7 separate regions of the Mus musculus genome follow, and all the other regions are linked to region 5. Evidence: chromatin loops called from intact Hi-C (ENCODE). Cell type or tissue: heart. All regions are shown on one strand. Region 1 overlaps Nhs (NHS actin remodeling regulator). Region 2 overlaps Nhs (NHS actin remodeling regulator). Region 3 has its middle 55 kb from the start of Nhs. Region 4 has its middle 120 kb from the start of Nhs. Region 5 holds the start of Nhs (NHS actin remodeling regulator). Region 6 overlaps Nhs (NHS actin remodeling regulator). Region 7 overlaps Reps2 (RALBP1 associated Eps domain containing protein 2).

Region 1 (4,000 bases), 140 kb after region 5:
GAACTCAATGTGTAGCCTAGGCTGACTTTAAACTCACAGAGATCCTTCTGTGTCAGCTCCCAAGTGCTACCACGCCTGGCTTAATCACACTTTTAATATTTTAGTAAAGTCTTGTGTATTCCAGACTGGCTTCAAATTTGCTGCATATGGAAGCATGATCTTGAACTTCTGATCCTCCTACATTCACCTTTGGAGCCATCGGATTGTACGCTTGTACCACCACGCCTGGTTTTGTGGTACTAAGGATTGAACCTAGGGTTTTTGTGCATGCTAGCAAACATTCTAACAACGGAGCTACATCCTCTGCCTTATCAAATGATATTTAAAATGTCAAGACACATTTACAATGGAAAATAAATTGTATGCAACCCTAAATTTATCTCATTAGATTACATTGATGTTTTAAAATTCAAAATAAGAATCCCCTAATTCTTGTTCTGCAAATATTTATTATGTCTGATTCGTGATCTATTTCTAGAAGTGTTTCTTTGGAAGAGATGGTATTTTGTTGAGTATATTTTCTAATTATGTGCATCTATTCACTTGTTCATCTATTTTACAAAACAAAATCTATTTTTATTAGTGTCTCACTTTAATTATTAAATGGCCCAAGGCCAGGTTGCCATAGCTAAAGCAAAGTGGAAAACCATAACCTTGACAAATCAGGGGCTGGCTCCGATTCTCTGGATAATTCCCCATCCCTGCATTTGGGTTTGGCAGAGGAAGCAGCATGCACACTCAGTCCATAACTGGGTTTTACCAAGGTCAGGACACCTCCATCTCTGCTCTCCTGAGGGTTGCTCGGTGAAGTTCAGTGATTGGACAACAGTGGCATCTAAGACCTGGATCACAACACGACTGGCTTATGGGTCTCTTGAAAGATGGAGCCCACTGTTCTCTGTGGCATTTTAAAGCCATTCTTTTTTTATCCTGGCTTTGTACTGCTTCTATGTCACATTTAGAGCCCTCTGCCACACCCCTTCGGTATTACGGATGGAACACGGGGCCTCCTGCATACTAGGTGAACACTCTATCACTGAGCCATGCCCCCAGTCCAAGCTATGACACTTATGTATAAATCCTGACCTCTCATAGAATACAGTTGTTGAGAGCCAGCCACTTATCACAGTAGACAGGTAAACAGCGGGAAGCTTGACTTGGATATATTGTGACCTTGACTGGAACACAGTGGCTTCGCCTAGTGGGTGCCATGGTCTCTGAAAGTAACCCGTTTTCAAGGTGAGGCTATATCAGGCTGACAGTTTCTCCCTGCACCAGCTCAGACACATTTGCTCAGATAGTAGCAGGAAGCCTCTGAGAAACTGCCTACAGCCAGCGCTCTGTGGTCCACGTTTCTGGCTCTGCAGCTGCCTGGGTGTGGCAGTTCTTCTGTAGTTGCCGGTGCTGCCACCTGCAAAACCCGGACTGGATTTCTACCTTAGATCCGGCTTAGGGAAAACTGGGCTTGTCTGTAGTAGAAACCCTTTGTGAGGAATTGATTCAGGGACTCACGATGTTAACTTCTGAAATTAGTGGTTGATCTATGAAAAAAATTGTGATGTTGTCCTCAAATTGTAAGATCCTTAAAAAAAAGAGTATTTTTTTTTTTCAAACTTACCCAAGAGTTCATTTGGGGAAGTATGGACCAGTCATCCAGTTCTGAATCTATAAGTGTACTCTACTCACAGAGGTAAATCTGGAACACAGAGGTAGCAGCAAGGAGTCACAGCTCTGAGAGAACAGGGTAGTGCTGGACAGGAAACTCTTTGGAGTTTAGCCAGGCCTAAGATTTGCACTCTTGGTAGATACAGCAACAATTGACTTAGCAACACATGCCACTTGAGAGATTGAGATCCAGTCCCAGCCAGGAATAGGCTTCCAGGGCCCAACCCAGAAGTTGATGTCTGCTGCTTTCTAAGCATGACAAAGCTCACAGAGGAGGACTGCTCATCTACAGTGAGCAGATGTCCAAGTAGCTATGAAACACCTTCCAAGGCCTTTGAGAAGCCTGTGATAGAACTAGTAATGGGTCCAGTTTCTCTAGAGTAACAGATCTCAACATGTCGATTGCAACCCCTCTTGGGGGTAGAAAGATCATTTCACAGGCATCACCTAAAACCATCGGAAGATGGCTAGGAAGGGAGACTTCTCCCTCCTGTAAATTGACTATCCTGTGTGCCCAGACTTGTCATACCCTTATCCACCAAAAACTAACCTTCATGTTCTGTGATATCATTGTTTATCTGTTTTACTTTTAGTTTTTAAATAATCCATTTTATAGGGGAGGTGTGAGAATAATACAAGTTCCATTTTATACCTTTATGTTAATTTTTTTATTCTCTGATCCCCTCAGCTCCCTACCTTTCTGTCTTCTCTTCTATTCCACCTTACCTTCCCCATTCCACACCCTTTCCCCACTCTCTCCACACATAGTCTTTCACACAGGTGTATTCACAAGATATCCTTATATGTGTGTAATTGTTTCTGTTTTAGAGTAGTCCATGAGTTCAAACTTTCTTTACCTTTACAGAGCTACAAGCAGCTGTTAATTGTAGAAAATGGAATACTGGCTTAATATGTTTCTCTGATCCATAGCCCATACTCTAGTTGTGTCCCGATAATGTCCTTACTAATAAGCTTTGCACAACTCACAAGCTAGTTCTGGATTCCACATTTCTTTTAGTTTTCCTGTCTCTTTTGTCTCTTTTAATTCAGAGCAGTGCACAAGGCTATACTTTCCTTCTGGGGCTGCCATTTTTGGAAAATGCTGATGAATCGTTGTATAGAGTATCTCTTAATTTTAATTTCTCTCATGTGTCCTTGTGCTTTCCTTAAGTCTACACATTTTTTTTTATTTTTACTGAAACACTATGTAAATGATTCAACTTGCAGCTTGTCAGAAACCATATTAGCAGGAATACAAGCTTATTTGTCTATCTTGTTGAGACCAAATTTGAGCACTTAGTTGATATATTGTCTGTGCAGTCATTTATTCCATCTGTAACTAATATATATATATATATACATATATATATTATTTGTTAATAATGAACACATATACTTTTGACATTATGTAAATATCTGATTCCTCATCCAATTCTCTCCACCTAGTTTGAGCATTCATTAATGATTCTTGTCTGAACAATGACTTGTTATAATGGCTTCATCTTTATCCCTTCTATATTTGTTAGTCCAAGATAATCTTTGCCAAGGGTAGTAGGTAAGCTCACGGGGGGGGGGGGGAGGGAAGGTCTTGATTTCATTCTTGAATCCTGACTGCTACTCTTTGGAAGAAGTCTTGGTTTGTTGGGGGATGTGTGTTCATACTTTATTTGAGCACTTTTTGTTTACCAGATGACTTTTGACCAACCTTTTAGAGATTTGACAACAAAGGGGGAATTTAGGTTGCATATGTTATAATTTACTTTTGTGGCATCTTCTGGAAAATTGCACCTGGATCTTTTACACGGTGTTGCTCAACAGAAACTTGCTCATAATGATAATAATAATAATGATAATAATAATACCTTCCTACCACCTAAGCCTTGCTCCAAGGAAGGGGAGGAAGTTGGAGAGAGGGAAGAGACTCTGAGAAGAATGGTTGGACCAAAAGGAACAACTAACTGTGGGGAAGCAGCCAAGTTAAGTAAAATGTGAATTTCCAGGAATGTTCCAAAATGCTTGTGTGGGAGTTCTTTTTGGAAAGTTGAAGTAGTAAATTCATTGGAACTTAAAAAAAATGATTTTAATTCAAATGAATGCTTCTACAGGCAAGATGCTTGGGTGGATAAAAGTTCTTGCCCAGCAAGCCTGATGATCGAAGTTCAGTCTTCCAGGACCTCAAGGTGGGAGGAGAGAAATGACTCCTAAACATGGTCATCTGAGCTCCAAAAGTACACCCTGGCATGTATGCACCCCCAAATGTATGCAGGCACATACCCCCAGCACATACACATGCACACACACACACATACACACACACACACACACACACACACAC
Region 2 (4,000 bases), 190 kb after region 5:
GATCACCAGTAACTTATGCAATTTTTAAGAACTAGAAACTAGCCTCTCTTCCTTCCAGACCCCAAAGTAAATTATATACATGAACTAAGTGTTAAGATTACCACCCCACCCCCACCCCATAGAGGAGGAAACAGGCAGAGAGATTAGGAGACCTGCCTATGGGGCATACAGCTTGAGCAATGATAATGACTCATTCTTATTGTCAGTTAACACACTTTTTTCTTACATATATGAGTGTGTAGGCACACATTTTTCTGTGGTTGTTTTTACACTAAACAGGGAAGAAATAAGAACCTTCAAGCCACCTGGCCAAAGGAGACACAAATTGGAACTCTTTTAAAAACCTAGGGCATGAGTCAGGTGGTGGTGGCACACATCTTTAATCCCAGCACTTGGGAGGCAGAGGCAGGTGGATTTCTGAATTTGAGGCCAGCCTGGCCTACAGAGTGAGTTCCAGGACAGCCAGGGCTGTACAGAGAAACCCTGTCTTGAAAACAAAACAAAACAAAAAACAAGGACATTTATTATCAGATAAATTTAAATAGCTCATTGAAGGAGTCAGAGTACTTGTCTGCCTGCTGTGCTTTTGCAACCAAACAATGTGTGGCTTACAACAAGTTACTTAAACTCCCTGGACCCCAGACACACCTCATCTACTTGGAAAATGAACTGAAAAGCTCCTGCCCTCTAAAACCACTTCAGGGAGTGAAGAGACAACAGGGTGCTGTTGGTTCAGAGAGTGTGAGCATATCTCTCCATTTGGTGCCACAGACTCCCTTTTCTGAAGGCACCGAGTGAGAGCAGCTACAAAAAGCATCAGAAGATAAAGAACCCGAAACATGTATCCAAGAGGTGCTTGACTTTGTATAGAGAAAGATAAACAAATTCACTGACAGCATTTGATAATAAGGTACCAGAGAAGGGTGCACTTGGAGTTTACACTAAGTTGACAAGATGATAGGACACCAAGTCAGATGCTTTTTCAGTAAAAAAGATCAGGTTCTCCAGTTTAGCCACACCCCCACCTACACCTTGTACTATTTACCATTTGTGAGTGAGCAAAAACTGATATTTGGTCTCCGGGTTGATAGTATTGCTAAACACTCTCAGAAATATGTGACTACTTTAACCTGGGCCTACCAGGCTTCATCAGTGCAACTGAGAGGTAGAGGCAGAAGCATCAGAAGTTAAAGATTATTGGCTATATAATAAGTTCAAGACTAGTCTAGGATACACGAGATGCTATATAAATAAATAAACAATTAAATAGCTCTCAGATAACCTGCCTATAGTCACCTCATTGGTTGTTACTAGATTCTAGGGGCAGACAAGGGACCTAAACACTGGATTTTTCCAATGTCCCAAATATTGTTGATTTCATAAGTTGAAGTTTTTAGAAAATACAAGTATACTGATATATATTAGCTTATTTATTAATATGTGAAGCAACTAGCATGTAGTTTGGAGGTTGGAGTTATAGCTCAATGGCAGAACATGCATCTAGCATCTGCAAGGTCCTCCATTCAGTTCCCAATCCCTCAAATATAAAACTCCCAGCCCTGTGAACATATAAAAGATGCTTAAGAATATAGTTGTTTAATAAGGATGAAATGCCTCTCATATGCTTCTTTAGCTTTAAACCCAGGGCGGGGGCTAATTAACTGGACTTGAAGCAAACTGAACAGTGCCCTCAGTTCTTTGTTGAACTGAGCAGTCTAAACCCACCCCATATGTCACCCTGGCCAGCAGAGTGCAGTCCTTTCCCTTCCATCCAGAGAGGATTGCTGCCCTACAAGGGAGGGCTCCCAAGGATTCAGTCCAACAAAAATCAGTTTTCAGAGCATACACTAGGAGGTACTAGAAGCAACTTCTGTACTCAAGGCTTTTCAGGCTGAAGCCAAGGGTCCACTAACTCTGCTTGGGGACTGATTTGTTAATTATTCCTTTCCTTTTGTGACATTTTTCAAGATAAACTTACTTGAGCCAGTCTCCTAGAAAACCTTTTAAAATGCTAATTGTGCGATTGTGCGAATAATGTAAAAATGAATCCTGTGGTGTGCTCAGTACTTGACTAATTAACAAGCAGTAAATGGATCCTTGCTTAGCAAGTTCTGTACCAGGCTGTGTGAATAGCAGGTTGAATGCTTCCTGGAGCCACAGTTGGAAGAGTTTGGCTTTAAATAAATAGTTGCCTTACCTATAGCAACTGGCCAAACCAAAAAATAAAAATAAAAAAATCAAGAATTATTTGGTCATTTTGTACCCAAATTGCTGACTATTAGTGTACTTGATTAAGCAGAACATTGTTTGAAATCTTGAGTGGCACCATGGCAGGCCTGAGGATACAAGGAATACAAAGATAAATTTAGACTAAAGGATCGTTTTGAAGATTAATCTATGTTTATTTTATGTGTATGAATGTTTTGCCTGCATGTATGGTTGTGCACCATGTGCATGCAGTACCAGCAGAGGTCAGAAGAGGGTGTCAGATCCTTTAAAATTGGAGTCACTGGCACCTGTGACATGCCATGTGCGTGCTAGGAATGAAACTCCTGTCTTCTGCAAGTACGGGTGTTCTTAACTGCTGAGCTGGCTATCCAGTCCAAGGGATAATGTTGAAAGTTAATAATGTCACAAAAGTCCATGCCAGGTAATCAAAGTCAACAAGTGCCTTTTGACTACAAGGGCAGATGTCCTAGTCATAGTAGCTTAAATGGTAAATATATCTAATTGTGTTACCAAATAACATGCCTGAAAGCAGACAATTCTAAGATCTACTCTTCCTGTTGTTTTATGTTGTCATTCTTAGAGTCTTGGCTTTTTGTCCTTAGGCTTCTTGCCTCCAATTACAATATAGCTGCCTTGCTCTAAGCATGTTTTCAGATGGCAGACCCCAAAAGCAGTGAGTGAGAAAGGAAGCAAGTGGGGCAGTATGGTAGAAGATCACCTTCATCCAAACAAGCACACATAGGTGACGAGAGTGCCAGTCTGTCATGACTGAAAATCCAATCTGTCTTGGCAGCCATTTTTCCATCATCACTTAACACTATGCAAGTAACTTTTTTAAAAAACAAATGTGTGAGTTAGGTGTCTGTGCCATATAGTATACATATGGGATACATGTAAGTGTTTTGTTACAGGTGCATTCAGAAGGCAGAGACTGTACATTAGTTCTTGAAAAATGATGGAAAATTTTGAAGAGGACCTGAGTTTTTAGCTGCATCAACCAAGTGGACAGAGGAGAAAATGCAAACAGGAAACCCACTATGTCAGAGTATGGTGTTCTCTCTTTTCTTAGCTTTTCTCATCTTTTGGTCAAGCCTCTGTAAATAGTGAGTCATTTAACTCTTCAGGATTTCCAGATTTTCAGTGTTAATAGTTGCTATGAATACTACTGGGGGAGAAGAATAATCATCCAGCTTTGACCTCCAAGAGTTACAACTATCACTTGGCCAGTCAAGATATGTTTACTGGTACAGTATTGACATAGATGTTATGAAAGTAACTAACCACTTCCTTATCGTAGACCAACTCCGTGAGATGGAACCCATTGTTAATGGGGTCCATGAACCTGTGACTGTATGGGTAATGGGCTCTAGAGGGGAACCTCCTACTCTGTTAAGTAGGCATAATATTAAAATGACTCCAATGATTTAGTGCTATATCCATAGTTTAGTGGATCTCGAAACCTTTATCAGAGAAGCTTCTTCTTGCACTTAGACTGCAGTTAACATGGAGACATTCTGATGTTCAGTGTGTAGAGAATCAGAGACTGGGAGGTACTCAGCCCTCCCAAGGCTCAGGGACCTTCTTGGAAAAGAAGATGAAGCGATTGTAAGAATCAGAGGTGAATCAGAGGTGACTCCAAGGAATCTGTTTTTCTAGTCACAACAGAGAAATAGTCTTGTGTGTATAAATGTGTATCAAATACGCAAAATCATATTTTAAAATTAATGATCCTTGATGTGGGTGTGCTCACAGGCGGTTAATGAGAATATAA
Region 3 (4,000 bases), 55 kb before region 5:
GTTTTGTTTTAAACACAACTCTGTCCTGTTTACAACTTAACTTATTGCAAACTTAAAATTATTATCCAGGACTGGACATATTGACTCTGTTAGAAGTCTGTTACACTGGCTAATTTTGACCATGGGAGGCAGTCATGAAAGGCAGAGCAGGCCCAGGCCTGCTTTCTATTGTCCTCAGGCGTTGACAGTCGGTGACTGTGGCCACGCTGGGTTGGAAGGAGGCTTAGCGTATTTGGGGGTAATTTCCCTCAGGAAATTATAAGGATCCTCCATTGACTCCAGATGCGGTCACTGGTTTTGAGTCTACCTACTCCCTGGGGACACTGTCTTGTGCTGTGTTTATACTAAAGAAGACACAAGAAAGGGTTTTCACCAACAATTTTATATCCCCAGCCTTATTTCCCATGGAAAATATCTCATATTCCTTTCCTTTGTCATTGACCATAGATAATTTAGAACTTGGTGAGGTCATAGCATCTAAACTTTTAAAAAAGGAAGATGGAGAGTAGCCTTTCCTAACAAGTTTTTGACCAGAGTAGTTATCATTTAATCTTTACATTAAAGCTGGGTGTGGCAGCACTTGGGAAGCTGAGGCAGGAGGATTGCTTTGATTTCAAGACCAACCCGGGCTGTATAGTGAGATCCTATTTAAAACAGAATGAACAAAAACTTCCTAACAGGGCTGGAGAAATGGCTCAGTGGTTAAGAGCACTGACTGCTCTTCTGAAGATCCTGAGTTCAAATTCCAGCAACCACATGATGGCTCACAACCATCTGTATTGGGATCTGATTCCTTCTTCTGGTTTGTCTGAAGACAGCTACAGTGTACTTACATAAAATAAATAAATAAATAAGTAAATAAGTAAATAAATAAATAAATAAATAAATAAATAAATCTTGGGGCCAGAGCAAGAGGGGCTGGAGAGAGAAGAAAAAGTGTCTGAAGACAGCTACTGTGTACTTACATATAATAAATAAATCTTTTAAAAAAAAACCCTTCCTAACAAACCTGTTCCCTCTATTTGACACAGGAAAGACCAGGGCACCAAAAATGACCTATTTCAGGAGTCATGACTTAGGAATAGTGATCTCAGGATGTCAACCAAGGTCTAATCTAATTCTAAATGCTTGATTTTACTTTCTTAGCTATATATTTTTTTCTGTTGAGAAGTCTGGGGATATAATTAAACGATACCACTACCATCATCACTTACAGACTTCAGTTGGGCATGGTATAGAGTGTGCAGGACTGTGCTGTCAATATAGTCTAAAAATGTCTCTTGAACACTGGAATGTGAGACAATGAATATTATAAATAGCTCTCTCTTGCTGGTGGTCTTGGTGGAGAGGAAAATCATACACTATAAATCCCTTGTCAATTGACAAACCTGCTTTTAGTTAGATGTTTAACAATCTCCAGTCTCTTCAACAAATGTCTGTAAGGCCATTTGTAAGAAACAGAAAAAATGGGATCATGGGAGTTCTTCCCAGCCACATGCATACCAACATCTTATTGTGCAGTGCAATTGTATAAAGTTAGGAAACTCAGGACAGACAAAAGAGCACTCTGGGTATCTGAGTTGTAACTCCTAGTTGTTAGATCATTGAGAGAAGATATTTCCCATTTACATAGTGAAATCAACCACGAATCTGCCTGCAACTAGATTGTGACCTTTTATTTTTTTTACAAGTAACCTTGAACTCTCTAGGCCTCACTTTTCTCAAGCAGAAAATGGAGATAACAGCATGGGCATTGTGTGTAATTGTCTCGGAATGAGGACAGAGATAACAGGTAAAGGTTGGAATGCCTAGTGTGTGCATGTTAAGTATTCCCTAAACCAGATACAAGTATGATGGTTTGTATAGGCTCCGCCCAGGGAGTGCCACTATTAGAAGGTGTGGCCCTATTGGAGTGGGTGTGTCACTGTGGGCGTGGGCTTAAAACACTCATCCTAGCTGCCTGGAAGCCAGTATTCTGCTAGCAGCCTTCAGATGAAGATGTAGAACTCCCAGCTCTGCCTGCACCATGCCTGCCTGGACACTGCCATGTTCCTGCCTTGATGATAATGGACTGAACCTCTGAAACTGCATGACAGTTCCAATTAAATGTTGTCCTTATAAGAGTTGCATTGGTCATGGTGTCTGTTCACAGCAGTAAATCCTTAAGACACAAAGAGTTTGATACTTCATTATCTGGATTATAAGCATCCACTTCCTGATTAATGTGAGAGGAAGTGAGAGTCTACTCTTGAGGATTAGGGATGTTCAAGCAGTAAAATCTATGCAATTAAAAAAAAACTTAAAATGCCTGAATCTGAAGCATTTCTAGTTCCAAATATTTTGGAGGGTCAAAGTATCCTTATAACATCCCATTAGCCATTTGGTTACAGGGCTTAGGTAAAAGAGGTCAAGATAATTCCCCTCTGGATTGGAGGAGTGCTAAGGTCACATTTGGAAGCCATGGACAATAAAAATAATCTGAGGCTATTTTTCCTATTCACCTACAGGTGAATACTCTTAATAATTATGCATATGTTTGTCTATTTATTTAATATACAAATATATGAAAACCTTTACATTCAAACAAAAGAAATCTTACAACTTTTTCCAATAAGAAAAATGTAAGACACATTAGAATAAAAAACAGTTCTAGGAACATTAGAACAATCCCATGAAAGGGACTCAACATGACAAATGTAGCCAGTGTCTCATGGCTTGTGTGGTACTAAGGACTGAATTTCAGGCCTTATGAGTGCTAAGCAGCCCTAACCGATATCCCTTGTATGATTTTATCTCAGTTGTTGTTAATTTTACGATACATGCCTCTACATTCCTCTCTATATACAGTTCTGTTCAAGTTTCTCATTGGTTCCCTGCTGTACATATTTCAACCTCTGACATGTTTCCTGAATATCAAAAGCTTATAATCCATGGATACTATTCAAAGTGTTTGTCCAGAGCATTGAGCAAACTCTCTCTCTCTCTCTCTCTCTCTCTCTCTCTCTCTCTCTCTCTCTCTCTCTCTTTCTCTCTCATTGCTGGGTTGCAGTGGAGTTCAGGTCCTAGGTGAGGTGCAGCTAAAATGGAAAGTAGTTGTAGATTAACCTTTACAACGATGAATAATGTTGTGGGGATATATCTCCAATTGATTCTCCAAGCACAAATATGGTCTAGCTTTCTTTCTCCTCTTTGCCAATATGAACTGTAATGACACCATTCTTTTACCTTGTAATTTCTCAATCCGCTGTGAGGCACTTTTTCATCTTCCATTGCCATAGTTTTTATAGTACTTTCTAGTACTGCAGATTGAACCTAGCTAGAGCCTTTCACATATGGACCAAAAGTTCTATTCATTTGTACAATTACATTTTGAGGCAGAGTCTTGCTAAATTGCCCAGGCTGGCCTTGAACTCAACACGTAAATCAGACAGGCCTTGACCTTGCAATTCCCCTGCCTCTTCCTCTCCAGTAGTTGGGATTACAGGCCTGTGCCAGTATAGCTGATTCATTGACATTTATATTGGGTTGTTATTATTATTATTATTGTTAATATATTTCCTGCTTCTCCCTCTGTCCAATTTTTCCTGTAATAGTAATATTTTAATTAAACAGGTAATATGTATTAGTGCCTTATGTAGATTTAACTATGTTATTTTCATATATGTATATTATTCACTTTTCTTGTATTTCTTCCCTGCCAGATTTTCCTTTTCCCCATCTCCACTGCTTCCCTTCTACTCTCAGAAACATCCCTTCTTCTTTCATGTCATATATATGACACATGACATATGACAGTAACTATGCGATACTTAAGAGACTCATGCTTCATTTAACATGCTAATTTCCAGTTCCACCCATTCTCCTGCAGATGATCCAATTTTGTTCTTGTTTATAAAAGATTGAAACTCCATTGTGCGAGGATGGGAAGATGGCTCAGTGGTTAACAACTTACTTCACAACCTAGAGGACCAGCATGAGGATCCCAGTACCCACACAGCAA
Region 4 (4,000 bases), 120 kb before region 5:
AAGCAAACAAAAACAATGGAAGCCTCAGTGCTTAACTTTTGTTTGGGCTAATTCCAAGTTAGGCATTCCATACTGTTTCTCGGGGATTTTCCTGCAGGGTAAAATCAGTTGCTCACCATGGTAGCCAGCGAACTATACCTGACCTTTGCTCCTTGCCCACCAGTCTTGTCCACATCTCCTAACTAAACTGGATGAACATAAAACACATCATTTTATCTCACCACCTAGTTAGGTAGGTCCCTAATATACTAGGTATTGAGAGGTCCAACTGATGAATAAAGCAACAGATGAAGGCAAAGTGCTATGGTTGTGCTATGTTGAGGGTGTCCTCCAATGGTTGATGTGTCGGCATCTTGGTCTTACTTGTGACTCTGCTGAGTGGTTATGGAACCTTAAGTAAGGTGTAATGAGATGTGATTGGGTCGTTGGGAGTACTGCCCACTGTGATTAGCATAGTTTAATGGCACCCCAGTTACTTCTCATGAGAGTGGGTAGCTATAAAAGTATAATACTGGCTCTTGCCCAATCTCTGTCTCTCTCACATGGACTCTAATCATGATGCCACTTACCATGACAGAAGAGCTAGGGCCATGGTCTTTAGATTTCCAACCTTCAAAACTGTGAGATAAATAAACATGTTTTAAACAAAAAAGACTATGATTCACAGATTGGGTGAACCGTCTCAAGCTCATTCAACTGGTGAATAGGAAAGCTTAAGTTGACATCTGGGTCTCGTCTATGCTCTCCCTCTAATAACACTTTGTAGCTTAGTCATATTGAACAACACACTAATGCTAATACTGGAGGACCGAAACAAAGCCAAGATCTGTGTGATTGCTCTACCACATGCCCATAATTTATCCTAAGCATCATCTGATTTACCATAAGTGGCCATGGCTTTTGGTTGGCTTCATGTCACCATGTCCACAAGCAGATCTATCGCATAAGTTTCTTGAGCTTTGGCAGTTAATGGGTGGAAATCCTACAACAACCAGATGACTCTGAATTCAAATTCCACTTTGAACCCGAACTGCTATGAGAACTCAGAGTCTGGCTGACCACTGTTTAAGATGCTCTCTACATGGATGAATGAATTTCCTTGGCAAGAACTAAGCAAGTGATCTCTTCTGTACATGGCTGAGCTGCTGAGAGAGCATGATGGATGGCTTTGGAGATGAATCTTAGAGTTAAATATAACAAGACCAGAGACATATTCTGATACTGCACTTGTCATTTCCCTTCTCAGAAGCCTGAACACTTCTATTTTTTTTCCTGAGAGCATCTTCTCATACCACTGGAGCCTGCTTAGTCACACCTGGGTAAAAATCCTTGTGTGAGTTAGCACCCCTGGGGAACCATCTTGCCATTTGAGAATGGGAATGGGTAGATTAAATGCTGCAGCTTCTTCATTCAACAGGAGAATGATTCTGAAGCCTATCACACATGCTATCCCGAAGGACATGTAGCCCAACTGAGCCTTGATCGCACAGAGCTGTAATGACTGATTCACACACGCATGTATTGGTTATTGCCTCATCCCTGTGTCATTATTTCCTAGTTGCCTAATGTCTAAAATTCATATTATAATTTGAGCATACAGTTTGACATGATGGTTAAAAGAACCCCTGAGTATAGAGTGGTCTGCAGCTAATGAGTGTTCACATGAGAATATGGTGGTTACTGCGGCAAGCCTTTTGTTTTTGGCCTTTAAACTCCATCCTGCAGTTCCAATTCCTCCACTAGGTGGCAGAGTATCAACAGTCATCATTTGTGGACCGCGTGTCTCTGAGAGTAAGAAAAATAAGTAAGTTAGAGACCCTGAGGGACTATGGTCAGTGAGACGCGAGAAGGGCGAGCCTATGATTAAAAACTAACCCAAATAAAGAAAGTGGTGCCCTGAAATTTTAGCCTCAGTCAGATCGGTGCCTGATTCGAGGCCTTGAAAGGTAGAGATTGTTGGATGAATTCCCAAAGCAACACGGGAACCTATATGGGAGAAGCAGGAGTCTGTCTATTTGCAAGAAATTAGTGGGCGCCATTTTCCCATGGTGGGGTGAATACTAAGTCATAGGAGATGACTAGAGGGTAGAGAAATGGCAATGTGCCAGTGAAAATCTAAACGATCATCTGAGCAAAGTAGAACTTGATAAGAGCCATGAGATCTGGCAGGCAGCTCTGGAAATCTTCCAGGATTGTTTGGTAGTTCTTGTTTGCAACACTGGACAAACAATACCAGCTAAGTATGTATGAGCTTCATGGTTAAAAGATGAGGAGAAATGGGGGTATTTAGCGACTGCTTCTGTCATTAACTACTTGAGCATTTGCCTGGGGTATTAACCCCACAACATGTACAGAAGTGAGATGCAGATGACTCGGGTAGAAAGCTTTTGAGAAATTTTCGCAATTACTGATGAGCTCAGATGGGTAGATGAAGTAAGGGATGAGAAAACCCACAATGGATGCTACAGAAGTGCTTCAGAGACTGCAGGCTATATACATAACTCCTGTGGATCTGATTAAAATACAGATAATCCTTATTTAAATCTCAGGTGGTGACTGAGATTGAGAATTTTGAATGAGCACTCAAAGGAGTTGGATCCATGGATTACATTTTATAGGAAGTAAGGGTCACACTTACTTTGCATCTGCCCTGCTATTAGTTTTTTTAATTAGGTATTTATTTCATTTACATTTCCACTGCTATCCCAAAAGTCCCACATACCCTCCCCCCCACTCCCCTACCCACCCACTCCCACTTTTTGGCCCTGGCGTTCCCCTGTACTGGGGCATATAAAGTTTGCATGTCCAATGGGCCTCTCTTTCCAGTGATGGCCGACTAGGCCATCTTCTGATACATATGCAGCTAGAGTCAAGAGCTCTGGGGGATACTGGGTAGTTCATAATGTTGTTCCTCCTATAGGGTTGCAGACCCCTTCAGCTCCTTGGGTACTTTCTCTAGCTCCTCCATTGGGAGCCCTGTGATCCATCCAATAGCTGACTGTGAGCATCCACTTCTGTGTTTGCTAGGCCCCGGCATAGTCTCACAAGAGAGAGCTCTATCTGGGTCCTTTCAGCAAAATCTTGCTAGTGTATGCAATGGTGTCAGCATTTGGAAGCTGATTATGGGATGGATTCCCGGGTTTGTTTGTTTGTTTGTTTGTTTGTTTGTTTTTAATCATTCCATACCATTATCAACCTAAACAACACTGCAGTCACTGGGGGTTTTTGAATTTTTGATGTTCCCTTCTCTGGTTCTTGATGTTACTAAGTGGTAGATGGGGAGAATGTAGGAGGAACTTTTTAAAAAGACTTACTTTATCTTTGTGTGTGTGTGTGTGCTCATGTATGTGGAGGTACCCATATTGTCCAGAAGACATGCCAGGTCCCCCTGAGTTGAAGGTACAGGTGGTTGTGAACCCCTTGATGTAGGTTATGGGAGCAATACAATGGTCCTCTAGAAAGGTCATATGTACTCTTAACCGTTGAGCTATATATCTCCAGACTCTATGGACAGATTTTTTAAAACACAACATTTCAATGTTTAGAAAATACCAAGAATTAAATAAATCTATTATACTACCCAGCTATACCACTCCTTGGCCTGAGCCCAAAGGATCTGACATCTTACTGCACATACACTTGCTCAGCTATGTTCATTGTTGCTCTGCTCACAAAAGCTAGGAAATGGAAACAATCTAATTATCCTTCAACTGATGAATGGATAGCAGAAATGTGGTATATTTACACTACGGAATACTATTCAGCTGTAAGGAATATGAAATCACGAACTTTATAGGTAAGTGGATGGAACTAGAAAAGATCACATTCAGTGAGGTAACCCAGATCCAGAAAGCCAAATGTTACATATTCTCTCTTATTGGAGGCTCCTAGTTCCAAAACTTCAGATGTGAATACACAGTCTATAGTAATACAAAAGCCAGGAAAACAAAATAGGGCCAGTGCCCAAGTCTGGAAAGCAATTGAGAGGGAAATAGCAGGG
Region 5 (4,000 bases):
ACTTGAATGGTGCTTTGATTCATTTCGCCTGTGCTAGTCACTTTAGGCTAGATAGTCAGATAACTAGAAAAAAAAAGTTCAGCTTAAATAGCCCTTGGATTCTTCTTTCTTCCCTACCTTGTCCCCCAGCTCCTTAAGATCATCTCTCCTGACCTATGAAAGGAACCAACCAATAATCTCAAACTCCAGTCAGGAGTGAAAGCTTTACATTGCTCATTCACAGGACACACAGGTGGGTGGCTCCCCGGGCTCCAGGGTCAACAGGAGTTCTAGGTGTGGGGAACTAGCTGATAGCAGACTGCTGCCATCAGCCTTGGCAAGTGGATGCCTTACACACTCGTCTAGTATTTACTCTTCACTGTGGTCAGAGAAGTAGGTCCTGTTTTGCCCACCTAGCAGACCCTCCGTCCAGAATTTTGAACATGTTAAATAAAAAGTGTCTAGCTACATTTGAAATTAACCAGCTCTCTGGATTTGTGATGTCAAACACACAGGCTGAGGAGTAAGTAGTTCCAAAGCGTTCTTTTACTTTCTACTAGGAAACCAAACCAAATTTAAAGTAAGGTTGTAAGAATTATGCAGTGAACTGCAATCTATCCTTTGCTTGGGCACATTATTTTGGTTATTTTTCTCTTTGTTATACTCATTTCATTATTACTGTCACCACCACTGTCACCACCTTCATTCTTGTTACTAAATCATTCATGAGGACCTTACATACATCATGATTCTCTACCTCCAGAACCCCAGCTTGGATCTTCTTTGTTGAATAGAGATAGTCCTTCACCAAAAATGAGTTTTGTTTGGGTTATTTATTTATTTATTTTAGGTAGAATAAGAGGGGCTCTGTTGAAGTCTTTGTGACCAAAGTGTAGGCTGATTCAAAGTCTGTCTTGTATGGATTCCTTTTCAAAGCTGGGAGCACAGAGGACAGCCCATTGCATGTCTCGAGGACTTTATTGCTTCCATAAACTATATTTTTCCACGTTCGTTTTAAATACATGAAATGAAGACAACATTCCCAAGATTTGCTTGTGACCTTGAATTTTATTTATGTTATATATTTATTTCACAGTACACATAGTACACATTGTGGAAGGATGAAAACTTGTATTTTACTAACAGTCCCCAAAGTCTTTTTAGATTTTCGGCTGCCACCATGTAGCCTGCACACTACTGCATTTGAAAAATGTAGGCCTTTTAAGAAATTATACCTTTTAGTTAACCAAGGGGAAAACTTTCCATTCTTCTGTGAGTCATCCTCTCTCCCATGGGAAACTTTAAAAACCCAGTGTTGGATTAGCACAGTAGGGCGACAAGGAGGTAATCCGATTCACTTCACTCAATGTGCAATGAATTTTGCAAGTGACTTTCTGGGGTGGGAGGTTGCTCACTAGTAATTTGGGTCTCAGTCATGATGTTCTGTAGAAGGCAGCTCTCAAGGCAGACCAAAACAGGATGCCAGAAAAATGGTATAAACAGTCGTCTGGCCACTCTGGCCATGTGGGAATGCACCCATGCTGCGTCACCCTTCCCAGCTGTCTCTGTGAACGCGGCGCCTGGGGCACTTTAAGGAGCAGCCCAGATTTCCCCTCTAAGAACCCAAAGACTTGACAGAGCTAGAATTCTGAGACAACTTGCTCCAACACGAATCGACAGCATCCCCAATACTTTCCTTCCTCTTAGCTGGCTACCAGCATCTCCACTCTCAACTTGAGGACACCCCGCCCCCACCACGCTCATAGTCTCAATTCTAACCTCTGAGACGGGTTTGAGAAAGTGCCCGCGGTGGAACGCACCAGGCGCGGTCCAGCCACCAGTGACTCCCAGCGGCCGCACAGGGCGCTGCGCCCCTCTCGCCCTGGCCTCCCCCGCCCGGCGTCCGCCCTGCCGCCCCCGCGCCGCCTCCTGAGCCAGGGCTGGAGGCGGATTCCTCTGTCCGGGTTTTCAGAGCGCCTTTCCGAAATCTCCTCCCCGCCCAGAAAGAGAGAGAGATCCCAGGCGCAATCGCTCCCCGGAGCGGCCGAGGGGCGCGCGGGGAGAGGCCTGCGCCGGGGTACTTTCAAACTGAGGCGCGCGCACACACTCACACCCACCCACCCACCCACCCACCTAGACACACACGCGGACAAACACACACACACGCGATCACACACACATACACACTCACTCACTCACACACACATACACACACGCCCATTTATATAGGCGGCGGCAGTGGCCAGGGCGGCGGCAACGGGCTCAGGAGCGATGGAGCTGAGCCGGCTGACCCCGGTTGAAAGCAAGTGAGGAGGACCCAAGCACACTCCGAGATTTCCGTGCTCAGCGCTTGTCATCTTTCCTAGACAGCCGTGCTCCCGGAGGAGGACAGGTCAGACTAAGCTGTGAAGGAGAGGGTGGGCAAGAGGAGGAGGCCAGGTGAGCAGAGGAGCCCTCAGCGTCTCTGGACTGCCCGGATCGCTCCTTGCCGGACTCCTGCCCTCTCCTCGCTCAGGTGGGCGCGCCAGGTCTCTAGCTCACAAGGGTCGCTCAGAGGAGAAGGGAAAGTCGCGGCCCGGCTGCGCGGGATGCCTTTCGCCAAGCGGATCGTGGAGCCGCAGTGGCTTTGCCGGCAGCGGCGCCCGGCGCCCGGCCCAGATGAGGACACGAGTGGAGGCAGCGTTGAGCCGCCGCCGCCCCTGCAGCCGCCTGGCCGGCGGGAAGAGGCCGAGGCACCGGAGCCAGAAGAGCCTCCTCGTGTGCCCCCTGCGCCTCTCCCACTGCCACCTCTGCCGCCGTCTTTGCCGGCGCCGGCCGAGCAGGATCAGCAGCCACCCAGCGAAGCGCGGGAGGCCGGGGAGGAGAGCGTGGCGGGGGTCTCGGAGGCAGCATCGGCCCCAGGCGAGACGTCCGAGGCTTCAGCCGAGGCTGTGCTGCTCATGTTAGACCTGTGCGCGGTCAGCAACGCTGCGCTGGCCAGGGTCCTCCGGCAGCTCTCAGACGTAGCCCGGCACGCGTGCAGCCTCTTCCAGGAGCTCGAGAGCGACATCCAGCTTACTCACCGCCGTGTCTGGGCGCTGCAGGGCAAGCTCGGTAGCGTGCAGCGCGTCCTCAGCACGTTGGACCCCAAGCAGGAGGCAGTGCGTGAGTACCAGCGCCGTCCATCCTCTAGGGTGCTAGGCTCAGCGCCTCACCCTTTTACTGTCTCCACTCACCACAATCCCAGGCCCGAGGCGCCTAGCCTGCTGCAACTTGCACCTTACTCTTGCCTTTCTTCCCTTCTGCCCTGAGATCCACCCCAGTACTCCGGGTTGAGTAGCTGGGGTGGCCCCTGACCGATGCAGGCATGCAGGCATGGAGGGCAGAAAGTTAAAAGGACGGCTTCTGAACTCATAGACACCCTTGGCGTTCAGAATGGGCAGGTGGGGAGCATTTAGGGAGCCAGACAGGAGGTAGAGAAAGAAGGTCTGTCATTTACCACTGGGACAGACATGCCTTTCATGTCCTTGGGAAGAAGGAGGGGGTGCAACTCCTGTAGCTTCCAGGAGCCCACTACCGGGTTGCACTTTTGGGGGGGTCTTAAAAGTAGTAGGTGTCCTTTTAAGATGTCTGTGGGAGACAAGGTGCTTTGTCACACTTGCTGTGGCCTCGGGTGCCCGGGTCTCGTGCCTTTGGAAGGTGTGTGACCTAGTCCAGCATCATTGGCTGGCTGCCTAGAATGAACTCCACTGTGCTCTATGGAGAACCCTGGGAACAGGAAAGGCCTTGATGAGGGCCTGGAAGGAATGCCTGGACCTTGGGGAAGATAAGGGGATCCCCGAGTGTCTTTTCTGCCCTGGGTTAGTTACCTAGGGCTCTTAATGAATGCTCCTTTGGACTATCTGTCTTCTGAGCATCCCACAAACTCTTCTTCCTCCGTCTTAGTGCCTTGTTGCACAAATCCAGACTCAGGTGTGAGCCAGTCCAGCCAGGCAGGTTACAGCGAGAGAGCAAGGACGGTGAGCTAGGAGACGTCTGGACA
Region 6 (4,000 bases), 290 kb after region 5:
AAATGCACAATCCAAGCTCCTGATGTACATTGCACTGTTTGCTCTTTGTCTTGCAGCTGTCTCCAACTTGGACATCGAGAGCAAGTTGAGTGTATACTACCGTGCACCATGGCACCAACAGCGAAACATCTTCCTCCCAGCGACCAGGCCACCCTGTGTAGAAGAGCTGCACCGCCATGCCAGACAGAGTCTGCAAGCCCTTCGTAGAGGTAACTGATCCCAGGCAGGGGGGATTTCTGGGAGAACATCAGAGGTTGTGCCATCAAGGATTTTCTGTCCCATTAGTCCTATTACCTCCTTAGCTGAAGCAAGTGCTTTGAAATACTCCCATGTCTACCCTGAATGCAATCCACGCATAATATGAGCTACAGGTCTATACTGATTAAAGTTACCATTATGGCCTTAATATGATCACAAAGAGAATTCCAAAAGGAAAGGTATTAATAGCACTGTCTCAATGTTCAAGTGCCAATTCACAATTATATTAGATGACATAATAAGAGGAGTTAGATGTCTGTACCTCTCAAAAATACATTTGAATTACGTAAAGACAGAAGCCATTCCAAACAAAAAGTATGGGGAAATGAAGGAGCCCTAGAGGTAGGGGCAGGAGAAGAGCCATGAAAATTGTTATAGTTAACAGTTATTTGATATAAGCAAAGTAATACTTTGGCTTAATTAAAAGGGAATTAGGTTTGACTCAGAAATAGATTCTATGATTCTTTTGATAGGAGATTTAGATGGGGCATTTGGAATTTGTATGAGACCTGGAACCTTTTCACTGACCATTCAGTGCATTACAGGATGGCTGTTATGCCTGGCTTCTGCCCAATCATTCTAAAAACCTCAATAAGGCCCTCAAGTGCACTTCTGTTTCTGTTGAGAATCTCTGAGCTGATCCAATGCCTTCATTCTACACGGAGGTGCAAGGAGGGCTGAAATGTGGGGGAAACTGTTCAGGATCATACAGGCACCTTTTCTATAATCTATGCATCCTCCCAATATGCCACATATCACTCTCATAACTGACCACTATGTCTACCTTCACACAGGTAAGGATAGCGTCTTATTAATTTATTCTATTCAAAGCATATAGCACAAAACCAGCATATGGCACATCCTCAGTATGAATAAGTATAAGGGAATGAAATTCTGCACAAAGCTGATTGAGCATTGAAAGCACAAGATGAGTACTGAGGAATTTTATCATTCTCACTAAATGCCTTCACACATCACATCATTAGAGAGCTTGAGTAACATTAGCCCTGTAGACATCATTCTTTCTTATCATTTTATTATTATTAATCAGCCCTCCCTGATTAGAGTTTTACAGATCTAACCAGATAACAGTGAGCTACTCATAAGCTATCATATTTCACTGCTTCATCAGGTTTGGACTTAAGAGCAGAACTGAAGAACAGCAAGTGCCAATATCAATTTTCTCTGCAGTTCCTCCTAGGGCATAAGAGATAGATAGACAGCCTTCCGGGCTTTCCATGGAAGACTATGGAGGCTCATTTTGCCCTATTCAGACTGGCTTGTTTTGTGGTTGGCTCAACAGCAAATCTTGGGGGTAGTAGTTTTAATAGCATGGCAGAGAGCCATAAATGGGAATTACAGGCATCATAGAATTACAAACATGCAGTGGTGTAAAATTAAAATTAGCAAACAGCCATATATATATATATATATATATATATATATATATATATATATTCATCAGCATAACCCACATCTGCCACCTGGTGGTTGGGACTAATACCAAACTTGCAGCCAAGGGCTTGGCTCCCCAAATGTGGCAGTGAGCTTCTCTGTGGGGAGTCTCTGGACAGCTGGAATCTCCTTGCTTTCATGGGGAGAGAGGGAATGATGAAACATGGGTAAGTAAAACTGTGTGCCTGCAGATTTGTGCTCATTTGGGAACTGAGATTAAACTTGAAATTGGCTGCCTTAATATCATCCCCCTACCCATAACAAACTGTACTGAAGGTCAGGCATTATGCTACAGCATAGCATTGAAAGAGCAATCAAGTATAGTCTCTGTCTTTAAAAATACATGGTATAGTGAGGAGGATGACCAAGTAAGCAGATAGGGTCAGTTCAGTGCTATGGGGAGTAAATAGAAATGTGCCTGTCATGTCATGGAGCCTCAGGGAAGTGACATCTAAATGGATTTCAAGTTGTTTAGAATATAATTATCAATTATCGCTTTTTCCCTCTCTTAGCAATTCTTTAATGCTCAGTGCCAGTAATAACTTTAAGTTATGCCATCTTTTATGTTCATAAAACACACAGAGAGAGTAATACATGGCTATAAAGAGAGAATTATATTTTATATTTCCTTTCCTTTCAAGTTTCTGGCTGGTATCTATGTTCCATTGGTCTAAAGAAATAAGGATGAAGATTTGACTGCAGTTGCAGGCCCTGGTGGACTGATATTGTCTCTAGCTCACCACTGGCAAAAGTCTTATTAGTGAGGGATTACTTTAAGCTGCCTACTCTTGGCCTGGGTAGAGCAGAAGATGTATTTAAGATAGGACAGGAGAGAAATGGTTGAAAGGAGAATTGGGCTAATATCCCCTATCTCATTCCACTCTCTCTTCACTTCTTTCCACCCAGTAGCACACATCTGCTATGCCTAGCGAATTTAAGAATGTAAAAGCTTTTCTTTGGCCTATCTGTTAGAAAAAAACCTAAATGTTTGCTTTTAGAGAAAAATGATGGTGACATTAGAGTCGGGAACTTGATCAAGAAGGGCATTTAGCTCAAAATTTCTTGACAAGCATTGATTTTAGGAGCAGTATAGCAAAGACCACCTATATGATGTGCTTTAGAAGACCTTTCTCTGCTTGTGCATGGAATGTTGGGTTTTTTTTGTTGTTGTTGTTTGTTTTGTTTTGTTTTGTTTTTAAGAATCCCAAGCAAAGGAAGGCAGTGTCAGGGATTGGTGCTTTCCCATGGGATGGTCTCAGGTTTGGCCTGTTATTGGTTGGCCATTCCCTCAGTCTCTGCTCTATCTCCTGTGCTTACATTTCCTGTTGCCAGGATACATTTTGGGTTGAAAGTTTTGTGGGTGGGTTGCTGTTTCTATTACTCCACCGAGGTTCCTGCTTAGTGATTCTTATTATGAAGTCAGGACTACCTTATCCCCTACTCCCAGATATTTCTGAGTCTTCCCCCAAAGACAGCTTTACACTGGAATGAGAAAGCAGTCGTCACAGGGATTCCTTTAGTATCTGTGGGAGCACAAGATTGTAAATCCCTCAACGTTTTTGTGGCTATCAGGAAGGAAAGGCTTTTAGATGGATGCTCATTACCCAGTTCTCTGGAGGAAAATAGAAGATAAATAAAATAGACAGTGCATAACATTTGCCAATTTCTTTTTTTTTTCTGTGATATATATAATTCCTGTCAAAATAATTTCTGACTCCACATAGTTCTTTCCTGGAGTTAGTGACATCTAAGTCCAGGAAGCTGGGCTATGTCTGCATCTATTCTATATTTGAGTCCTTATGGCAGCAAGCCTTCCACCATTATTCTCAACATTTGCTTTCTTTTTTTAACTTCTGATACTTTGATATGAGGTGTGTTGTACTTATTAGTGAGCCTACCTTGTTCCAACATTATAAGATGGGACCATAGAGATGGATGCATCTGTCCTTGTATTTGCAGCAAGTGAATATTCAGTTAAGAACCATTTTAAAGAGTTAATATGGTATATAGATTAGCTAGATTAAGGAGAGCTCTTTTTTTTTCTAACAGCTTTTTGCTAACATTCTCAAGAGGGGAAAAACAATTGAAAATACCAAGTCTTTTTCATTATGTTTGTCTGTTCTGCACCCTCAGAACACCGGAGCCGGAGTGATCGCAGAGAGCAAAGAGCTGCTGCTCCCCTCCCCATAGCTGCTCCACCACTACCAGCCTACCCTCCAGCTCACAGCCAGAGGAGGCGCGAGGCCAAGGACCGCCACTTCCTAACGGTAAGCATGGCAGATGATGT
Region 7 (4,000 bases), 290 kb before region 5:
GCAACTTAGGGAAGAAAGGGTTTATTTTAGCTTATGATTCCAGAGGGTTAGGGTCCATAGTAGTGGGGAAAGGCATGGAGCAGACAGGCATAGTGGCAAAAGGAAGCTGTCTGATCATATTTTCATCCATGCAGAGGAAGCAGAGAGGGGAAGAAGGTGGGAGGGAAGGAGGGAGGGAGAGAGAAAGAGACCAGGAAGTGGGGGGCAAGGCTGAAAACCCTCAAAGCCCACTCCTATGACATATTTCCTCCAGCAAGGCTCATAACCTTCCTAAATAGCCTCCAACTGGGGACTAAGTGTTCAAATACAGGAGCCTATGTGAGGTATTTCTCATTCACACCACTTGTGAATCTGTGTCTCAGAGCTGTTTTTTTACTTTTAACAACCAACCAGACGCATCAAGAATATATTTTATTTAAAAAAACACTGTAATTGAAGCACCCTACCCTACTACTAGTGACCCCCTCCCCCATTATGCTTCTGATATTGTTGTGTTGCATAAAGCTTACTTTTCTGACATGCTTTTTCTTGTCACTCCCATCTGTTTGTGTAGTAACTTCATCAAGCTTTAATGGAATGGACTGACTATAGTGCCATACTTTGCTAAGACTTATGGGAGCATGAAGCTAGGTGTAATAGCCCTATCCTTTATGGTTCATTGTTCTCAGAAGACAGTCAGGCCCAAATCATCTATTGTGTACTTTCTCATGGTACCTTTCTGTAACTATTCTATTCTATGTGTCTCATTTAAACCCAGTGCTTCACTGAGAAGGACTATAGACAATAGGTAGTCACTATTTTCTTTTTGAGTAACAAGATAGCTCAACTTTCCCCATGGGGGATGAGTTACAGTTGCTATCTAGGTTCCTGAAGTTCTTGTTTCTCTTCTCTTCAGTTTCCTTCTTTATCACCAGATAGTGACAGAAAACAGGAAGTAGTCCTAGGTGTACTCTGGCTTTAATGTGTAATGACAGTGGAGGACAGTAGGGCTTGAGTCAGGGATTCAGCCTGAGAAAGTAACTAAGAACATGGGCTTGGGCTTTGAATCTATATCTTACTGGCTTCGAAACTTTGGGCAAGGTACTTAGTGTTTTCCTGCCTCAATTTCATCATCTTAAAAATGAATATAGTAGGAGTATCTGTTTTTATAACTGAAAGAGTAAAAATGAATAGGTCACTTAGTGTCTGACATATGACCAGCCATACACAGTCATTAAGAGCTATTATAATTATTATTACTCTATGCCAAATGAAACAGAAAGGATGAGATCTAGTTGGAAAATACAGGAAACTCAGGATAGCCAGAGTGGCCACAAACCAAGGATGAGTGCTGGCATAGATCACGTGACCACTTGTAATAGAATTCGTTTCTTTCTTTCTTTTTAATGGTAATTGGAAAGATCAGACCCAGGGCTTCACACATGCTAGACCAGTCATTTACCTGTGAGCCACAAGCCCTTTGTTTTTGTTTCGTTTTTGCTTTTTTTGAGGCAGAGTCTTGTTGTGTAGTCGAAGCAGACCTCCAACTTGTGATCTTCTTGTCTCAGCCTCCGTGGTGCTGGGATTACAGGTGGTAGTAGCACATGTACATTCAAATCACTTTCTTATTCATGTCTGTGACCTAGGAGCTTCACTCTTGCCTGTATCATTCTCAGGTCCAGATCATCACCAGTCACCAGTTTCTACTCATACTAGAAATGGGAAGGAGGAGAATCTGTTGGCAAGAAGCAGGTGTAGGCCATCTTTCTTCAAGCTTCCCTCATGGAGAACACAAGTCCAAAGAGACTTCTAACACAAGTGAAACTAAGGCAAAGGAGATGAATGCGTGCTAAGTAGGGCGTCTGTCTGTCCTTTCAGTCTTTGCCCCTACAGTCTCCCAACTCAGCGAGCATCATCTCTGTGTGCAGGATTTGTAGATTTCTTTATTTTCTTGAAGATTTTTGTCTGACCAAGATGCACCATCTTTCATACTTTACCAGAAAAACTCTTGATAAATATCTTTATTCATCTGGCAGCTTTAAAGGCTCGCTGTCATGAAAAAGTGCTAGAGAAAACAGGATAAAACAGGTGTTCTCAATTCCTTCCAACGTGCATCGCCCTGCTGACAAACTACTGACATGTCGCTATCCCCTGTTTCTGGAGGATTCTGGGGAAGCCTCAGTTTTCGGCCTTTAGTGCCTTGGTAATATTCCAGTGTTTCTACCATGCTGATCACAGGCAGAGTGAGGAGGGAGTGTGTGTGTTATCAGCACTGATACCAACCTGCTGTGTGCTGGAGTGTCACTTGCCTCTGACTCCTTCCTGGGGGTTCTTCCCAGCAGGCAACACGAGCATCCACCCCTTGGGATCACATTATCTGTTTTAGTTTAGGGTACTGTTTTTAACCCAATCCCTGAACATCTGCTAAAATGTTTTTGCAGTTGTTGCTTGCGGTGAAACTTTTCTTCTGTATACGTTTAGCTTATGCCACTAGGTGGCACTTTAGGGACATTGCAGGAAATTGGCACAACTGGATTTATGTTTTAAAGTTTTTGACATATAATAAAGAAATATCAAAAGATCTACATTGAGTGTACAACTCAATCAATTTTGAAAAGGAGAATACACACATGTAATATACACACAAATCAAGAAGTGGAATATAATCAACACTTCAGAAGTATCCTCCACCCCATGCTGTTTTGATATACTTATGTCCTTAGGATTAACATTGTTGTGACTTCTAGCAGCATAGATTACCTCTATGTTTTCTACTTGTATAAGTTGAGTTGTGTTCTGTTTATTTTTGTCTGGCTGCTATTGCTTAAGTGATTTTTGAAATAACATATATGATCATTGCTGTATAGTATTCTACTATATATGCAAATATTGTAGCTTGCTCTTGTTGATGGATATTGGGAAGTTTTCAGATTTTGGCAATGAGGAGTAGTGCAACTCTGTACCACCGTGTCTAAGCTGTTGAGTGGATCTATTTTTATTTTGGAGGGTATAAAGCATAGAATGTTCTGGGTTATAAAATGTTCATATGTGTATCTTCAGCTTTCATAGAAACTATAAACAAATTTACAAGGTACAATAATACCTTATTAGTGGCCCTCCATTTCCACTTGCTCATTCTCTTTTTTTTCCAGATTTATTTAGTTTTGACTTTTTGAGACAAGGTCTCAGTATGTAGTTCTGGCTGGCCAGGAACTCGCTGTGTAGATCAGACTGGCTTTGAACTCACAAAGATCCATCTGCATCTGCCTCCTGAGTGCTAGGATTAAAGGCATGCTTCACCATGCCCAACCAGATCTATTTATTTTATTTTATGTATATTGATGTTTCTTGCATTCATGTCTGTGCACCAGATGTGTGCCTGGTGCCTGCAGAGGTCAGAAGAGGATACTGAGTTCCCTGGAACTAGAGTTATAGATAGTTGTGAGCTGCCTGTGTAGGTATTAGCAGGTCCTCTGCCAGAGCAACAAGTATTGCTAATTGCTGAGCTATCTCACTAGCCCCCTCTTGCACAGTGTCATAGGTGCTAACTTATTTTATAGCTGCATCCCAATTCTTAGATAGTTTTCTCTCTTCTTCTTTTTCACTTTCCTTTTTTGGAGTTCCTTGTTGGCAAGCTATTTTTAACTGATATTTTAAAGCCATATTTCTCTCATAGATAAAGTTCATCCAGAAAGGCTTTGTCAACCACTCTTTGGACATTTGTAATAGCTTGACTGTGAACTAAAAGTAGTTTGAAAAGATACTATTCTACTACTCCATCACTCAGAGACAGCAATGGGGAGAAGCAAAGAAGTTTTTTCAAGACCTCATCATGAGATGCCTTTGAATTGCGGGCCTGTTTGGACAGGCAAGAAAGAGAATTGCATAAGGCATCCTTATTCAACTTACTCCTGGGGAACTCAACTCTCAGAAGAAGTCTGCCATAGACAACTGTGTCTCTGGGGAGCATACTGTGTATTCTACTGTAGGTGCGTGATAGAATGATGTGTGGATTCAGCTC

The links. Hi-C counts contacts between places; a loop is a spot of excess contacts. Peaks named below come from ENCODE experiments on the same cell type or tissue, not always from the same donor. Only the 100,000 strongest peaks of a DNase experiment are listed, where the experiment ranks them.
Region 1: it touches region 5 in a loop (19-fold over the local background); 13 of 42 quality-filtered maps call a loop at or near these places.
Region 2: a loop joins it to region 5, with 3 times the contacts of the local background. A loop is called at or near these places in 10 of 42 quality-filtered maps.
Region 3: it touches region 5 in a loop (1.9-fold over the local background); 3 of 42 quality-filtered maps call a loop at or near these places.
Region 4: it touches region 5 in a loop (9-fold over the local background); 15 of 42 quality-filtered maps call a loop at or near these places.
Region 6: a loop joins it to region 5, with 4 times the contacts of the local background. A loop is called at or near these places in 4 of 42 quality-filtered maps.
Region 7: it touches region 5 in a loop (9-fold over the local background); 7 of 42 quality-filtered maps call a loop at or near these places.

The regions. Positions count from the first base shown.
Region 1 is chrX:162,022,786-162,026,785 of GRCm38, reverse strand. The region is part of intron 1 of Nhs (NHS actin remodeling regulator); the gene reads left to right. Among named protein-coding and RNA genes, the nearest start is that of Gm26317, 45 kb to the left of the region's middle. In heart, no CTCF peak of the experiment used is centred here; no DNase peak of the experiment used is centred here; H3K4me3 peaks cover 259 bases.
Region 2 is chrX:161,969,092-161,973,091 of GRCm38, reverse strand. All of the region lies in intron 1 of Nhs (NHS actin remodeling regulator), which reads left to right. Among named protein-coding and RNA genes, the nearest start is that of Gm26317, 98 kb to the left of the region's middle. In heart, a CTCF peak has its summit at 2,474 (motif pointing right); no DNase peak of the experiment used is centred here.
Region 3 is chrX:162,212,621-162,216,620 of GRCm38, reverse strand. No RefSeq gene overlaps it. Among named protein-coding and RNA genes, the nearest start is that of Nhs, 55 kb to the right of the region's middle. In heart, no CTCF peak of the experiment used is centred here; no DNase peak of the experiment used is centred here.
Region 4 is chrX:162,277,005-162,281,004 of GRCm38, reverse strand. No RefSeq gene overlaps it. Among named protein-coding and RNA genes, the nearest start is that of Nhs, 120 kb to the right of the region's middle. In heart, a CTCF peak has its summit at 1,740 (motif pointing right); no DNase peak of the experiment used is centred here.
Region 5 is chrX:162,157,956-162,161,955 of GRCm38, reverse strand. Nhs (NHS actin remodeling regulator) reads left to right here and starts at 2,515. Exons shown (of 9, transcript NM_001290526.1): 1 at 2,515-3,123. The coding sequence starts at 2,568. In heart, a CTCF peak has its summit at 1,832; a DNase peak (open chromatin) is centred at 1,925; H3K4me3 peaks cover 2,617 bases; H3K27ac peaks cover 2,072 bases; H3K27me3 peaks cover 1,699 bases.
Region 6 is chrX:161,871,449-161,875,448 of GRCm38, reverse strand. Nhs (NHS actin remodeling regulator) reads left to right here. Exons shown (of 9, transcript NM_001290526.1): 2 at 57-209; 3 at 3,847-3,980. Among named protein-coding and RNA genes, the nearest start is that of Scml1, 41 kb to the right of the region's middle. In heart, CTCF peaks have their summits at 1,549 and 1,750 (motif pointing left); no DNase peak of the experiment used is centred here; H3K27me3 peaks cover 264 bases.
Region 7 is chrX:162,452,459-162,456,458 of GRCm38, reverse strand. The region is part of intron 14 of Reps2 (RALBP1 associated Eps domain containing protein 2); the gene reads left to right. Among named protein-coding and RNA genes, the nearest start is that of Reps2, 190 kb to the left of the region's middle. In heart, a CTCF peak has its summit at 2,477 (motif pointing right); no DNase peak of the experiment used is centred here.